Linked DNA regions of Homo sapiens: region 2 is linked to region 1. The links are chromatin loops, found by intact Hi-C in ENCODE. Cell type or tissue: psoas muscle. All regions are shown on one strand. Links, peaks and the distances in the headings refer to the core of each region. The heading gives the core; the rest is flanking DNA.

Region 1 (5,385 bases), core at 208-5,207:
GACGATAAGAAACTTATTGCCTAGTTTTTAATAGGAGTGCCACAAATGTTCTCCTACAAAAGAGCAGAGCAGGGAGGTTTATTTAATTAAATTAATTAATTAATTTTTTTAGAGGTGATGTCTCACTCTGCTGCCCAGGCTGGAGTGCAGTGGCACAACCATAGCTTACTGCAACCTTGAACTCCTGGCTTCAAGCAATCCTCCCACCTCAGCCTCCCAATGTGCTTTATAGGAATTATAGGTGTGAGCCACCATGGCCAGCTGGTAGGTGGGTTTAATTTGATGTTCCTCATCCCAAAGTAGATTTGTTTTCTGTCCTCTTGTCTAAAGAATTTGAAAAAGTAGTATCTACTCAATGATTCCTCTCCACTTCTCATTTGCTCCTCAACCCTTTGCAATCTGCACCCGCATCACTCTATAGGAACTGTCCTCGCCAAGGCCATGACTTACACCAACAGTTACTTTTCAGTCCTCACCCTAGGTCACGTCTCTAAAAACTTGAGAAAGTTATCACTCTATTCTTTTTGTCCTTTGGCTTCTAGGACACAATGCTCTTTTATTTCTCCTCCATCTTCTCTGACTCAAGGAAGGTCTAAAACATATAGGCTCAAACCAAGGCATATGGGCAACCTGGGAAGTCTCAAAGTTTTCTGTCCTTTAAAATTGTTTTATTGCCTGGACACGGTGGCTCATGCCTGTAATCTCAGCACTTTGGGAGGCCAAGGCAGGTGGATCACGAGGTCAGGAGTTCGAGACCAATCTGGCCAATATAGTGAAACCGCATCTCTACTAAAAATACAAAAAGTTAGCCAGGTGTGGTGGTGTGCACCTGCGATCCCAGTTACTTGGGAGCCTGAGGCACGAGAATCACGGGAACCTGGGAGGCAGAGGTTGCAGTGAGCCAAGATCACGCCATTGCATTCCAGGCCCAGTGACAGTGTGAGACTCCGTCTCAAAAAACAAAACAAAACAAACAGTTTTATTTGAATGTTATCAGTATTGTGTTGTGGCTAAGAAAAAGGGCTCTAGATTTAGACTCCCTGTGTTTAAATTTCATCTCTTCCATCTTGCTCACCTATAAAATGGACATCATAATGTCTACATCATAGGAGAGTTGTGAGCATTCATTGTTAGTCTGTGTAGTATTTAGATAGCGCCTGGAGTAGAACAAGTGTTAGTGATGATGTTGATAATGACTGTGATGATGGTGGTAATGATGATGGAGAGAGGGAAGTGTGTACTGACTAGATAGGATTGAAGGCAAAAAAGCCTCCCAGCTTTCACTACCCCAGCCCTACCCCAAGCAGTTCAGCTTTGGCCCCAACCCTACAGAGTCTACTCAGGAAAACAAAAGCCAAGTAGTTAATCTGACCTGTCTTCCTAGGAAGGCAGTTTGGTGACTATGTTATTAGAGAGTATATCCTTTAGAGGTGTCATTGCTTTCCCAAGTGGGCTATCCAAGTATTCCATTCAGTCATATATGGTAAGCCCCTCTAGAGGAGTTTTTGGTAAATACATTTTTCTCTATTGATATGGTTTGGCTGTGTCCCCACACAAATCTCATCTTGAATTGTAGCTCCCATAACTGCCACATATTATGGGAGGGACTCAGCAGAATATAATTGAATCATGGGGGAGGTTTCCCCCATACTGTTCCTGTGGTAGTGAAGAAGTCTCATGAAATCTGATGGTTTTATAAGGGGAAACCCCTTTCATTTGGCTCTCATTTCTCTCTTTGCCTGCTGCCTTCCATGTAAGACATGACTTGCTTCTTCTTGCCTTCTGTCATAATTGTGAGGCCTCCCCAGCCATGTGGAACTGTGAGTCTATTAATCCTCTTTCCTTTATAAATTACCCAGTCTCAGGTATGTCTTTATTATCAGCCTGAGAACAGACTAATGCATCTATTTTATTGCATTTACATGGATATTTTACCAACTGGTGATGCCTGATGACCCAGAGAGCTGCCCTGGATGAATAGCCCCCACAGTGCAACTCAATTCTGACAATGCCATAGTTTCTTTCAATGGCTCTTCTCTGTTTGACTTCCTCTAAATGCCTTTTTACTTCTAAATATTGATGTTTACTAGAATGTCATTGTTGGCTCTTTTGTCTGCTTATCTAATTTGGTGGTGCTCTAGACAGTCCATGTTGAAGTTTCAAGTGGCCCATGTATCCCTGAAATTACATGCAAGACTGGGTATATATGTGCATTTTTCCAGGAGAGGACCCGTGTTTTCATCCATATTCTCAAAGGCAGCTCAAAAATGAAGAACCAAGCTAATCCAAGTTATTCATTTTCATAAGCCTTTGGGGTCTTTGCCAGTCCTATTCTGTAGACTGGATGAGTTAATCTCTTCCTTTTGGTGAGATGAATAACTTTCTAAATCTATATGAAATAAAAGATATCCCCCCTTTGGGTAGAAACATGTCAATACTTCCTGTGTAACCCTTTAAACCTTCTCCTGGCCATGGCAAGCCTGACTTTTATATTCAAGTAGTATACGTATGTGATTAACTGTACACATTTCTGTTTATCTAGCAGGATTATATAATTCTTGTGTGGCATAACTAAATTTTGTTCATTTTTACATCCCTCAGTGCCTAGTCCAGTGCTTGGGACATGGTAGGTGCTCTGTAAACACTGATTGGAGGCCTGACTGCATTTTATATTCCTCAATTAATGATGAAGCAATATAGCCAGATCATGCTGCATTTATAAGTATTTAGCAGACAATATTACCAGGGTAGATTATGAATACGTATAGCAAAAACGCTATTGAGACAGAAATTCCTAAGGGAAATATATAAAATCACCCTATTTCTTTCACAGAAAAAAAAATACAAAATCAGGTTTTTCCACCATTATTAGGCTCCAATAAATATTCATCCTTTATCCCTCCAGGGGATCCCAAGCTTCCTGCAAGGGAAATGAGTGCTAAATGTGCCCAGTAAATCACTCTGTTTGTTTTCACCCTGTAGACAGAATGGCGATCTTAGTTGATTTTTTTCTTCCGACAGCCTAACGATTCAAATAACTTAAGATTTTTAATCCCCAAGACTAGAGGAGGACATGGTAAAATTGTTCATCCACCGCTTCCTGTTTAGAAAAAAACTGCCCATGAGGAAGGTAATAGCCACCTCTTGGGAGCAAAAAGCCCCACAACCTCCCAAAAGGGCAAAGCCCAGCTCTCTGAACTAACAATGCTGCCACCGCTCCCAACAAGGAAATTGCAAATCACTGCAGGGTGGAAGCTGGGCCTGCTTAACGCACCCTGAGGTCCTGGTTCCCATAATAAGTATTTTAAGTTAGGGGAGGCGTCAATCTCAATGACCAAAGTGCTAGATGAGTAAAGGTTGATCCTAATGAGGTTGCAGGCAGAGCTTCCATTCCTCCAATTGACTCTCCTCTCTCTCCACTCCTAGCAGCACCCCTGACCCCATCTCAACAGTGGCCCCGGGGAAGACTGGGTTAGGGAATACACTTGACTTGGTACAAATCCACTGTGGCCCAGCAAACAGTATGCAAACCATACCCTACTTACTGTGTATGGAGGACAGAACAATCGAGAGTGCCAATGTAAAAAATGATGCTGCAGGCATGACAGTGGGCCCCCGTGTGTCCTTTTCCTTAAGGGTAATTAACTGTTCGGATTCATACCTAAAAATAGGCACGCTACTGAAACAAGTTGTTGATGACCTAAGACAAGGCCAACCTGCCTGGCTCAGAGATACCTGAGTGTGTCCATCTTTTCAGGTAAATTAACATGACTGGCATTGGGATTTCAGCTTAAAAGGCAGAGAGTTGGAGCAGTCTACAGTGTTATACAATTTGTGCGTGACTGGCAGCAGGTGGAGAGTAAATAATATCTGCAAAAGAAGAAACTGCAGGCATTTGAATCAAGTGGCAGCAAGCTTACCACTTAGGCATGTTGTTAATAAAATACGTTGGTGTGATTTGGTTAAGTCCCTCCACCCCACCACCTTATTTTTTTTTTAACTTAAATCAATTTCTTAGAGCTAAAAGGCATGCAGCTTAGCAAAAACAGCAGGAAATTGCTTTAGAATGCTTATACTTCATTTCAGGGAATTTTTTTTTTAATCTGAAGTAAATAAGCCATATAGTTCTTCCCTGCCATAACAAAACATACAATGACCCCATCTGTGATGAGGCAGAACCAGGGTTGCCTTGCCTGGGGGAAAGTTTAGAAATTTCTGAGAAAAACCCATAAATTGAAGTTGTAAGCTGTGAGGTGGAAGCCTTGCAAATGATTTGCAGTTTACAGCAGTTACTCAAAGCAGTCAGATTCTAACTGGGGGTCAAGAGAGCGTCCATGTTTTACAGATGGATAAACTGAGGCATAGAGCTTAAAGACCGGCTCTTTAGAGTTTAAAGCCATGCCATGTCACTGATAGAGACTCCTTCCTGGGAGGAAAAAGACAAAAGACCTCTCTCCAGCAGAGGCTAGTATAACCTCAGAGAAATCTATCTGAAGATATGAAAGCATCACTAACAACCAAAAAATAAAAGATCTAGAAGGCTGTGGTGGGAGGATCACTTGAAACTAGGAGTTTAATACCAGCCAGAGAAACAGAGAGAACCTGTCTCTACAAAAAATACAAAACATTAGATGGCCAAGGGTGGCAAGTGCCTGTAGTCCTATCTACTCAAGAGGCTGAGGTGGGAAGATCACTTGAGCCCAGGAGTTCAAGGTCACGGTGAGCTACAGTTGAGCCACTGCACTGTAGCCGGGATGACAGAGAGAGATACTGTCTCAAAAAAACAAAACAAACAAAAACAAACAAACAAAACTAGAATGTAGGTAGGAATCAGGATAACTGGGAAGCAAATTAACCTCGACCTGGGACTTCTTTAAATGAGTTTGCACAGCTGTCTCAATCCATGTAAATCTCTTGTTATATAAACCCACTCACTTGATCAACAGAAACAGAGGGAGTCCAGATGTTAGCGGATAGAGCTCTCATGCACCCAGCTTCCCTAGCTTGGAATACGCCAGCACTGTCTAAAATGAAGCTAAGCAAAACCCAAACAAAACCAACACCCAAACACCAAAAGCAAACCCAAACAAAATCCCAACCAAACAAGTTACAAACAACTAAGGATATTTTCTAAACCCATTGACTGACTCATGACTTTCTGGTCTCCCTGGCTCAGATTTCTGAGAGCTTTAAAAAATTGTGCCAAACAAGGAAGTACCATTGCTTAATTAGGTCTTGCCAATTATTTTGCCTGATTTTACTTTTTTTCTACCTCCCTGCTCCATTCCAGTGACATAGTAGGCTTCCCTCGACTTTCTACATCAGCACACTGTATCAGGTAGTGGACTTCCTGGACAAGCTCTATACCACCTTTGGGAAAAATTA
Region 2 (5,385 bases), core at 134-5,133, 60 kb before region 1:
AGAAGTTTCTTTGGCTTCCTTAGAATCACTGTTTTCTTTCAGCATGGCAATGATCACACTTTGGGATGCTAGCTGAACTGATTGAGATTATGTTTTATTGCAGCCCTCGATTCAAAGTGAGAGGTGAAGCTGACTGGACTTCTGGGTCGGGTGGGGACTTGGAGAACTTTTCTGTCTAGCTAAAGGATTTTGTAAATGCACCAGTCAGCGCTCTGTGTCTAGCTAAAGGTTCGTAGACTCACCAATCAGTGCTCTGTGTCTAGCTAATCCGGTGGGGACCTGGAGAACTTTTCTGTCTAGCTAAAGGATTGTAAATGCACCAATCAGTGCTCTGTGTCTAGTTAAAGGTTTGTAAACGCACCAATCAGCACTCTGTAAAAACGCACCAATCAGTGCTCTGTGTCTAGCTAATCAGGTGGGGACCTGGAGAACTTTTCTGTCTAGCTAAAGGATTGTAAATGCACCAATCAGCGCTCTGTGTCTAGTTAAAGGTTTGTAAATGCACCAATCAGCACTCTGTAAAAACGCACCAATCAGCGCTCTGTGTCTAGCTAAAGGTTTGTAAACACACCAATCAGCACTTGTAAAAATGGACCATTCGGCTCTCTGTAAAATGGACCAATCAGCTCTCTGTAAAATGGACCAATCAGCAGGATGTGAGCGGGACCAAATAAAGGAATAAAAAGCAGGTCACCCCAGCCACCAGTGGCAACCTCCTCGGGTCCCCTTCCAGGGTGTAGAAGTTTTGTTCTTTCGCTCTTAGCAATAAGTCTCGCTGCTGGTCATTCTTTGGGTCCGCACCACCTTTAAGAGTTGTAACACTCACTGCGAAGGTCTGCAGCTTTACTCATGAAGTCAGCATAGACCACGAACCCATCAGAAAGAAGAAACTCCAGACACATCTGAACATCTGAAGGAACAAACTCCAGACACGACATCTTTAAGAACTGTAACACTCACTGTAGAGTCCACGGCTTCATTCTTGAAGTCAGTGAGACCAAGAACCCACTGGAAGGAACCAATTGCGGACACAAAAGCAGAAGTAAGCACTCCATTTCAACCACATGTGGCTTTCTCTTCCTACTGCAATTTAAGCTAAAATATGTTGAAGCTGCTTTACCTCATTTTTTATATTCAGCGAACTTTGTCGGCATAGTTCATACCCTAGCTTCCTGAAGGCCTAGTTATTGTCCTATCTTTGCTTTGATGTTGCCATTTTCAAATCTTCTCATCACACCAATTTCAATTTTCTGCATTACCACTTTTCATTTCTTTGCTGCACTTTCAGATTTGTTGTAAACTTTTATATGAATTTATCACTGGGGACGAGAAGGCGATACAACTCTATGCTTTATTGTCTGTACCTGAACTGAATAACAGATGCCTGGTGACCAGTCACTGACAGACTTTAAAAGAAGTGATGTGATTGGTTACTGATCATGATGCCCATCTGTTACTGATATGGTGATTTGTGGGCTTAGTTTAGCGCAAAGTTTGTATTTTATGTGATTACTCACCATTAATATACAGTGGTAAGTGCACTTTGAGTTGTTTTGTTGGGTGACTGATGTTATTTAACTAAACTATGGTAACTGAAATTTGTACACATTAGAACCATGCAGAAGGTGGGACGTCTGTAATCGCTTATCTTTAAACATAATAAAAATGTTCAAACACACTCTCTCATTATAATCATCTACTTAATAATGCTGGGTCTCTAACTCTGAATATCTTATTTGCATCAGAGTCTTAAGGCTGTACAGTTCTGGTTTTTGAGTTTAAAAATTATGGTATTGGCTCTGAGCTCTTGTGATTATCTTCCCAAAATGAGGTCTTCTCCTTGCTTCCTCCCTCTGCTAGTGAGTTCTCCAGCAGCTCTTCCTCTGACATGTAGCATTTCCTTTCATGGACAAAACAGCAAGGCTGCTCTATCTCTAGCTCTTGTTCTCTCTCCCTTTCTTTATGTTCTTGTGATTTAGAGCTGCCCTCCAGAAACAAATCACACCCCACACCTGGCTTTATAGCTCCTAGCTTCCAATGAGGATGAAAGTTTTGCTTTGCCACCTACAGTGTCAGCCAGCTAGACCCTGAGTTTTCTAATGAATAACTTATAAACACTGAAAGCACTATTTTTCCTGAAGGATGCCTCACAGTGACTGTTACAACATTTCTTTCAAACCTCAGGCCAACCTATTATTTTTCCCTTTAAGAATCTAAGTTTCAAAAACTCTTCTATAGTATTTAACATGAGCTTCAAAGGCTCGCAAAAGGAAAGGGTTCCTGAAGAGGCTTTGTCTCTCTTTTTTTTTCTTTGGAACGTTTGATACATTTTCAATGTAACAAAATAGGTTTTAAATGAATCCAGAGAGATTCCATGTAGCTCTTTTGTACCTCCAAGCACTTAAAACATAACTAGGCATATAGGAAGCATTTAACAAATGCTTGTGGCTTTATTGATTGAACTTACAACCTGCAGGCATACTTTTATTTATATGTAAATTTATCTCTGCAAATTGATTTTTGTGGGTTGGAGAGGGAGATGTGATATACTGAATTGGGAGGAGGGGAAGAAAACTTGCTCTGTGAAGATTCCTATTGTGGGTCATTTTATCAGAATGACAAATTCAAACATCTTTGTTTGATGATGCTTTTGTCAATAGGTTGTTTGCATCATAACTACTCTCTTTAACTAATTCTTGGAATCTTGTAGGGAAAATGTCTTCTGTTTAAATCTGTATTTTAAATACAGCCACCTATTAGTGAATGATAGCCATCTATTAGCGAAAAACCTTTGCAGTCAAAATAAAGGATTGGCATTTAAAAAGATAAGGCAATGAGAATTGGGGAAAGGGATCTCATGAGCATCCTTACGACCTACCTATTTTCTGGAGGGAAAAAGCACAAAACCTAATGGGAATTTCTTCTGGAGGTGTGCTGGTGGCCAGGCTGTCAAGTCCTCCAGTAGTTGGAAGTCTGGGCTATGTTCCTTTTCACTTTGTCTCACCTATGATACCTTTGCTATGCTATGAATTCAGTAGACACCGAAAAAGTGTATAGTGAAGGGAGAGCTTCCTCTCCTTTCTGTTGTTATTTCTGAGCAACTTAGGGCTATTTGAAGGTAGAGATAAATCCGTGAAGTAGTCTTGTTTTTGTTTTCTAAGCCTGTAGCAGAGAAGGGGCCTATTTACACAGGCGGGTGGGTGTGTCTATGGAGTGATTAAATCATGCTTTCTGTAACACTTTAGAAGATCCCTTCTGGGAGGATCAAAGGTCAGTTACAAAGCAGTTCAGGGCCCAACATGAAGGTTCTGAGAGCTTATGGTGCCATGTGGTGATATTGGATTTAGGAACAGAAAAGCATAATGCTAGAAATTCCTGGGTGACATGGTTCATGACATGATTTAAATTAAGGGTAAAATATTGGCAATGAAAGTCTCCATAATCCTAGTGCTAATTGCACTGGACCAAAGCACCATTCAGGAGTTCCTCAGTGCTTGCTTAATTTGGTTTTTGTTCATCCATGTTGTTTTAGATGGAAAGTTTCTAGAAAGCAGGATTCGGGTTTGTCGTGAATGGAATTGTGTCCTTCCCAAAGTTGGTAGGTTGAAGTCCTAACCCCTAATACTTCAGAATATAACTATATTTGGAGATAGGGCCCTTACAGAGGTAATTAAGATAAAATGAGGTTCTTAGGGTAGATCCTAATACAAATATGACTGGTATTGTAAAAAGATACTATTAGGACATGGATATGAACAAGGGAAAGATTACGTGAAGACACAGGGAGAAGAAAACATCTAAAAGCCAAGGAGAGCAGCCTCAGAACGAAACCAATCCCACTGACACCTCGATCTTGAACTTCTAGCCTCCAGAACTGTGAGAAAAGAAATTTGTTATTTGAGTCACTCAGTCTGTGGTCTTTGTTATGACAACCCTAGCAAACTAATACAAGGTCTATTTAAATCTCTCTGAATAGTGCCAAGTCTCAAGACAATATGTAAAATAGATGCCTTTAATGGAGAAGGCAGAAATATGACAGATGAACTGAACTTACTTTTATTTTTTTCTCGTGGCAAATGTTGCATTTAAAGGCCAGGAATTAAAGCGGGGAGAATCAGATAGGATCTTAGATTTATTATTATCTTTTATTTTACAACCGAAGATCTCTCAACTCCCTCAGAAGTAAGTCTTTGATAGGAGGCCGGGGATGGGGGGGAGTCCCAGACTACTTTGATTCCATTAGGGATTAGTAGAGATTATTTTGAGAAATGACTTTGGAGAGATATTTGGAAATTATTTGTATTTACTATTATCTGGTCTAAGCAGTGATTTTTAAATAGTGTAGCACCTTGGTTTTATCAGTGTTCAGGTAAGAATGAAGTTGTATAGGATGTGCTAAAGATTAAGGAGCCTTTGAGCCAGGAGATCCCAAATGGGCAGAGAGGAGTGGGCTCTGAGCAGAAGTGGGACCCCAAATGCTGCAGATGGTAGGGCTGACAGTTTCACCTGGGTTTCTGTTTCTTGTTTAATGGACTTTGTTTTTCCAGCTGTAAAAGTAGTGTAAGTTCATTATAGACAATTTGGCAAGTCCATGGAAATGCCAATCAGAAAATAAAAATCTCAAGTAATCCCAGCAAGAAAAAAAAAAAAAGTTGCAATAATAAAACAGGCAGTATATAGTATATATGTGCTTTTGCCCTAAAATGGGAGTTCCCTGTCCCCACTCACAGGACATGCGACAGGGTGTGGCTGGTCTGTTTGGCTACTGTGAGCACTCAAACCCCTTATGGGACGGGGAGCATGCAGACGGGCAACTGCAGGAGCTGGGGCAAGTGCTTTCTTGGCCTCCAGCGCCATGGAAGCTCTAGGGGTGAATGCCTATGACTCCCAAAGCCCAAATGGGTGTGTGTTACAGTGCGCTCTTTGAGCTTTGCCATCCATGTCCAGCTTAAATATCAAACAGCTCAGTGGACCCTCTACCTTTTTGCAAGGCAGAGGGCCAGTGTGACAGCTTTCTGTATCCTGAGCTCTTGTCCGGCGTCCAGGAAAAATCAGATCGCACATGGACTTGAAAGACAGTGAATGCAGGGATTTTATTGGGTGATTGAGGTCGCTCTCAGTGGGGTGGGTGGGGAGCTAGAAGGGGGATGGAGTGGGAAAATGATATTCCCCTGGAGTTTGGCCATCTAGCGCTGATCTCCTCTCTGACCATGCCCAGCTGAACTCCTCTCAACATTCAGATGCCCCTTCTCCTCTCTCCTTCTCTGCTGCACCATTCTGCCGCTCTTCTGCTCTTCTGTTCATCTGCTCATCTGCTCATGGAGCTTGGGGCTTGGGGTTTATATGGGTACAGGACAGAGGGCTTGGCAGGCCAAAAGGCAACAT

The links. A loop is a pair of places that touch in the nucleus more often than their neighbours do. Peaks named below come from ENCODE experiments on the same cell type or tissue, not always from the same donor. Only the 100,000 strongest peaks of a DNase experiment are listed, where the experiment ranks them.
Region 2: a loop joins it to region 1, with 2.1 times the contacts of the local background. A loop is called at or near these places in 3 of 110 quality-filtered maps.

The regions. Positions count from the first base shown.
Region 1 is chr9:32,842,279-32,847,663 of GRCh38, reverse strand. It overlaps LOC107987060 (a long non-coding RNA gene), which reads left to right and starts at 932. Exons shown (of 2, transcript XR_007061452.1): 1 at 932-5,385. In psoas muscle, for the core only: no CTCF peak of the experiment used is centred there; no DNase peak of the experiment used is centred there; H3K27me3 peaks cover 353 bases.
Region 2 is chr9:32,902,053-32,907,437 of GRCh38, reverse strand. No RefSeq gene overlaps it. Among named protein-coding and RNA genes, the nearest start is that of APTX, 97 kb to the left of the region's middle. RefSeq lists an enhancer at 1-946. In psoas muscle, for the core only: no CTCF peak of the experiment used is centred there; no DNase peak of the experiment used is centred there.